Linked DNA regions of Mus musculus: region 1 is linked to region 2. The links are chromatin contacts, found by Hi-C in ENCODE. All regions are on one chromosome and are shown on one strand. The core of a region is the stretch at or near the end of the contact, and the rest is flanking DNA. Distances in the headings are between cores, read along the strand shown. Region 1 holds the start of Kcnn4 (potassium intermediate/small conductance calcium-activated channel, subfamily N, member 4). Region 2 holds the start of Trim28 (tripartite motif-containing 28).

Evidence for each region. Hi-C counts contacts between places; a loop is a spot of excess contacts on that map.
Region 1: a map of regulatory T cell shows a loop between it and region 2 (6-fold over the local background). The contact joins the promoter of Kcnn4 here to the promoter of Trim28 in region 2. A Hi-C loop is called at or near these places in 2 of 37 maps with a recorded cell type or tissue (T-helper 17 cell and regulatory T cell).

Annotation. Positions count from the first base shown.
Region 1 is chr7:24,368,758-24,371,861 of GRCm38, forward strand. It overlaps Kcnn4 (potassium intermediate/small conductance calcium-activated channel, subfamily N, member 4), which reads left to right and starts at 1,506. Exons shown (of 9, transcript NM_008433.4): 1 at 1,506-1,838. The coding sequence starts at 1,680.
Region 2 is chr7:13,022,892-13,025,934 of GRCm38, forward strand. Trim28 (tripartite motif-containing 28) reads left to right here and starts at 1,261. Exons shown (of 17, transcript NM_011588.3): 1 at 1,261-2,170; 2 at 2,413-2,525; 3 at 2,753-2,885. The coding sequence starts at 1,828. It overlaps Gm31649, which reads right to left and starts at 1,698. Exons shown (of 1, transcript XM_006540453.4): 1 at 817-1,698. The coding sequence starts at 1,654. The coding sequence ends at 1,109.

The DNA.
Region 1 (3,104 bases), core at 256-2,755, about 11 Mb after region 2:
CCCTGAGTGTGGTGTTTGTGTGGCCATGCACATGGGAGTATAACGGGTATGTGTATTGTGCGTGATGTTGGATTGATGGTGTGCTAATCTGGACGTTGGTGTTCTTGTGGGTCCGAATCCAACCCCATCCCCTCCAAAGGGTTCATATCATCCTGGACTGTGTCCTGTGTGGCTAGAATGTCCTAGAATGTCCAACGCTGGGTAGGCGTTGCTTGCACACTTCCATTGACTGTTCTCTGTGCTAAGGTATGCAGAGTGTCAAGTGCACCAGTGTATGTCAGGATCAATGTCAGGTGTGTGTGTGTGTGTGTGTGTGTGTGAGTCCCACACACAATGATGTGAGCTAGTGTGCATTTCCTGTTTTCTGGGCGCTGGATGACAGTGTCTGCCACCACAGGTGTTTACACATATGGGGCATCTCTCTGTGTTTCACATTCACACCCCCTTGTGTGTCTGTTGACGCATGTGTGTTGTGCCTGGTGATTCTTACAAATTGGTGTGCTCAGACCTGCTGTGTATTTGTGTGGCTCCTGGTACATGTCCCGTGTGGTCGTTGATGCTTAGCTCTTTGTATCGTAGAATATTATAGTGTTTTACTTGGTTTTGGTTTTGGAAACAGGGTCTCATGTGGCCCAGGCAGACCTTGAACTCATAGTTGACAATGATTGAGACCTGCTGATCCTCCTGGCCCCAGTTTCCTAGTACCAAGAGTCAGGCATGCACCATTGCCCACTTTATGCCATGCTGGGATCTACCTCAGAGAGTCTGTGATTCAAAGGAGCCCACTAACAGCTGCACTCCATCCCTGGTCCCACTTAAAAATTATCATTTAAGATTTATTTTTTTTTATGCGCATGCATGTATGTGAATATCAGCCACATGTGTCAGGGGCTCCCAAAAACCAGGAAAAGGGCGTCATCTCCTGGAGTTGAAGTTACAGGTGGTTTCAAGCCACCCACCCAGCAAGTAGGTGCTAGAAACGGAAGTTATACTCCTCTGGAGAGGAGCGCTCACTTTCACTCGCTGTGCCTGACTTTCCAGCCCCTCCCCCGCCCCACTTTGAATGTGTGACTGCGTGAGCTCAACCTTTGGGTGGCCCCGTGTGCAATGGGACGCTGCTGCCCTGCTAAGTGCTGGCGTGTGTCACACCATGTGTGTGTGTGGTGTCTGGGTGTGGCTGTGGGTTTCTGAACTTTCAGGAGTGTGAGTCACTTCTGTGGAGGTTGTGTGGTGTGTGCTGGTGTGTTGGGCTCCGTCTCCGGTCTGTCATAGGGTGCTCTGTGGTGTCTGGGTGTGGTGGGGGTTTTAGGTGTGTACCACAGAGTGCAAACGGTTGGAGAGTCACAACCTATTGTGTCAGTGTGTCTTTGCCCACGTGGATGAACTCTTCTTCCTTGCCCGGGACCACAAGACACACCCCAGCCCCTCCTTAGTCTTAGAAGGGAATGGGATAGCCAGCCTCCCCCTACCCAGGGACCTCCCCGTCCCTCCCCGCCCTGCCCTGCCTGCTGCAGTTACCACTCCCCAGAGGGCACAGGGCTAGGCTGTGCCTTCCAGCAAAAGTCCCAGAGTGAGCAGAACAGGCCGCTGGCCTGGAAGCCAAGCTGGCTGCCATTTGCGTACTGAGAGGTGGGGGACCCTGGGCAGGAAGCTGGCTGAGCCCCAAGACCTCAGGGGCCATGGGCGGGGAGCTGGTGACTGGCCTGGGGGCCCTGAGACGGAGAAAGCGCCTGCTGGAGCAGGAGAAGAGGGTGGCCGGCTGGGCGTTGGTGCTGGCGGGAACTGGCATCGGACTCATGGTTCTGCACGCTGAGATGTTGTGGTTCCTGGGCTGCAAGGTGAGTGGGGCCTTCCACCGAGCAGGGAAGGGACGGGGAGCCTGGTGTGAGGGAGGAGGGCTGGGGTCTGCACCCCTGGGTCTGAGGGAGGAGGGCTGGGGTCTGCACCCCTGGGTCTGAGGGAAGAGAGCTGGGGTCTGCACCCCTGGGTGTGAGGGAGGAGGGCTGGGGTCTGCACCCCTGGGTCTGAGGGAAGAGGGCTGGGGTCTGCACCCCTGGGTCTGAGGGAAGAGAGCTGGGGTCTGCACCCCTGGGTGTGAGGGAGGAGGGCTGGGGTCTGCACCCCTGGGTGTGAGGGAGGAGGGCTGGGGTCTGGACCCCTGGGTCTGAGGGAGGAGGGCTGGGGTCTGATCCCCTGGGTCTGAGGGAGGAGGGCTAGGGTCTGGACCCCTGGGTCTGAGGGAGGAGGGCTGGGGTCTGATCCCCTGGATCTGAGGGAAGAGAGCTGGAGTCTGCACCCCTGAGTGTGAGGGAAGGGGACTGGGGTCTTACACCCCTGAGTGTTAGAGAGCAAAGCTAGGAGATCTTATACTCCTGGGCATGAGGGAGGAAGGCTGGCATCTTCCACCCCGGGGTGTGAAGAAGAGAGGAGAGCTGGGGTGTGAGGGAGAAAGGTTGGGGTCTGCACCCCTGGGTGTGGGAGAAGAGAGCTGGTCTGGACTCCTGGGTCTAAGGGAGGAGAACTGAGGTCTTACACTTCTTAAGGTCTAAGAGAAGAAGGCTGGGTCTGGACCCCTGGATGTGATGGAGGTAGATGGGGGGTCTGTACCCCTGAAACCTGAGCTAGTGTGATATCGTCCTCCCCCCAGCTCCCCCCAACCTACACACACACACACACACACACACACACACACACACACACGCACACACACGTACGCACACATGGGAGACAGTTCTCAGTGTTAGCCTTTGGGTAAGTGTTATCAGACAGACCACTGGGGGTCTGGGCCTTGTTGAGGCCCATACAAGGCTGATCCTTGATAGCCTAGCTCTGGTGAAGGGAGGGCTGGCAAGGGAGAAAGACGTTGTCATTAGGCGTCTCCTTGCTCCTTATCTAGCCACTGCCATTTACCCAGTGCCACCAGGCAGTGCTCTGAAGTAACTGACAGAGGAGACTGTGGGGAGTGGAGCCTTCACCCCACCCTTACCATACAGAAGTGCCATTACCCCCAGAAGGCACCACTCACCAGATAGTGGTCTACTGTGGTTTGAAATCCTTCATCCCTGTGGAAGAGGAGACTTGGGGTTCAGGCTCAAGAGTCTGCA
Region 2 (3,043 bases), core at 11-2,510:
CCCACCCCTTGCCGTGGTTCTGGTGTGGTGGGGATACAGCTTCGTACAGCCTAGGCAAGCAAGCGGTCTGCCACCCATTCAAATTCCCAGGCCCCATCACTTATTTACTTTGCCCTTGTGTCTCTGGTACCCTAAAGTCTGCTCCCGGGGTTGAGGTAGGCGTGGTTCACAGGCACCCTATCCTGGTGAGTCCAGTCCCAGCAGTCCGTGAAAATACTCCGCAAATATTTCTACGGGGAGCCCGCACTCCCCCCGCCCCCCAACCCCGTGCTTGCTTTGCCAGCTTCCAGATCATACCCTCCTTTCTTGAGGTAGGAAGTGAGAGTCCAGAGGCTGGGTCTGGTGGGGGCGTGGCCCGCCGAAGGGTGAGCGCTGAACTGCCGAGGAAGGAACAAAGGCTGGGGCGGGGCAAAGCCTTGGGCCCCCAGCCTGATTGGGAACAAAGGCCACACCCGGGACAGTGGCGGGATACTCCTCGTCTCTCCGCTGCCACGTGGGTGAACACCTGGTTCCGCGCGGAAGGGGTAGCCTCTTGCCGTTGAGAGCCTTGGAACTGCTTGCGGGCAACAACTCACTGTAGCCCAGATCCAGACTGGCGAACGGATTGCCAGTGCACTGCAAGGCTGCAGAGGCATCCACTCTCAGCACGGCAGTGTTTGGGAAGGGGGACAGGTTGCCTTTTCACATTGATCCTGCTTCTGAGATGAAACGCTTAGCCGCACTTGATCCTGCTATCCTCTACCTTAGATCAGATTCTTCAACCTAGGTCCAGCTCCTCAGTCAAGATTCCTCCCCAGGTCTTATTTCTCCCTCAGATAAGATTTATCAATCAGATCCAACTTTAATTCCTTAGCGTTAAATGTTCAGTTCTCCTAACACACACACAAAAAAAAAGAAAAAAGAAATCACACTAAAATCAGTATAGCAGAGGACTAACACAGAAGGGGCTTTCGAAGGACTGGGCAGAGTTTTACAGAATGGCTTCGCAGTATCTCTCTGTGATCTGCGGTTTGACTTGGACAACTTTCTGCTTCCCGAGTTTAACAATAAGAAAGTTTGGGTTAAGACCGCCTCCACGTTCGGCGGGAACTTCCTGGCAAAGACCCCCTCACCCCCTCCACCTGGGCTCCGGCGCTTTGCTCTGCCGTGGCCCCGCCCACCCTGTATTGTCCCGCCCCTCTTCCCCGACTATAGGCCAGGCTGCCGCTGCAGACGTCGCCACGCCTGCTGAGGAGGCGGGGCCTAAGGTTCGGCTCTGCAGGACCTGCGCGCTCAAGCACGCGGGTTGCCAGCCTGGGTGCACCGTGCGGTGGGCATGGGAGACGTCAAGCACGCACTCTGCGGGTGAATTCCTCACCAGCAGCATTGCTACTCTGGATCTAGAGGGGCGGCAGCGAGTGGAAGGGAGGGCCCTGGCGCGTGCGTAATCTGCGCCCCGCCCCCAGGCTGCGGTGCCCAACGCGCGTGCGCGGCGTCGTCGGCGCCAGATATTTCTGTCCCGCCTCCAGGCCGCGGCTCTTTCTGCGAGCGGCGCGCGGTCAGGCGGTTGTTCGCAAGTCTTGCGGCGCGAGTGTCTCAGAAGCGAGGGAGGAGGCGGCGCTGGTGGCGGCGCCGTCGTCTGTACAGAGGCCCGCAGCCAGCGGCTTGGCCGCATCTCGACAGCGCCTGGGGCGCGGCGGGCGTCGGCCCAGGAGACGCGTGGCGGCGCTCGGCCTCGCGGCATCGGCGGCTGCCTGGCCGTTGGCGGCGAGCGCACTTGCGCCTGCGCAGCGGGCTCCGTGCCCCTCCTCCCCTGGGCGGCCCCCCCACCCCCCCGGCGGCGTGTGAATGGCGGCCTCGGCGGCAGCGACTGCAGCGGCCTCGGCCGCGACGGCCGCCTCGGCGGCCTCTGGTAGCCCAGGGTCGGGCGAGGGCTCGGCGGGCGGTGAGAAGCGTCCGGCTGCTTCCTCAGCCGCGGCGGCCTCTGCAGCCGCGTCGTCCCCTGCGGGGGGCGGTGGCGAGGCGCAGGAGCTTCTGGAGCACTGCGGCGTGTGTCGCGAGCGCCTGCGGCCCGAGCGGGATCCTCGGCTGCTGCCCTGTCTACATTCGGCCTGCAGTGCCTGCCTGGGCCCCGCTACACCCGCCGCAGCGAATAATTCGGGGGATGGCGGCTCGGCGGGCGACGGCGCTAGTGAGTACTGGGTGGCCAGGTGCCCCTCCCCCTCCTCGCAGCCCGTGCTCGGGACTGCGCCTGTGCGAGAGTATGGGGGCCCGGGTAGGGTTAAGTAGGCCTGCTGGTTTAAGAGGGGGCGGGGAACGGGTCCTGGCCTCTGCCAATGCCCGTTACCAGGTCTGGACACCGAGGTGCAGAATGTGATGGGAGATGTCAAGAAATCAGAGGGTGTGCATGCATTCCCATTTTTATCTTGGCAGTGGTGGATTGTCCAGTGTGCAAACAGCAGTGCTACTCCAAAGACATCGTGGAGAATTATTTTATGCGTGATAGTGGCAGTAAGGCCTCTTCTGATTCCCAGGATGCTAACCAGGTATGTCCTGTGGGAAATCTTGGGGAAGAGGGAAGCGTGACCTTTTCCAGAGCCTCTCACCATCTTCACTAGTTTGGATTGTATCCTTATGCGGTCTCAGTGTCTGGGAGGGCGGCACAGATTTGAGTGCATTGTATGAATTTTAGCTTGTGTTTACTGGCAAGTAAATACAGGTCTGCTGGGTTAGGTCTGCCTGTTCTAACCCCCCACCTTTCTATCACTCACAGTGCTGCACTAGCTGTGAAGATAATGCCCCAGCCACTAGCTATTGTGTGGAGTGCTCTGAACCACTTTGTGAGACCTGTGTGGAGGCTCACCAGCGGGTGAAATACACCAAGGACCACACTGTGCGCTCCACAGGTATGTTGGATTTGTAGGCTGTTGGAACTGCCTCTGTCTTGGTTGACTAAAATGCATACTTGATGGATAGAACAAAGAGGATTTTCAGGAACCTGACACAGAACTCAGAAATGCTTGGGTTTCAGGAGCAGACTTTGGAGGTTTAGGTGGAAAGGGAA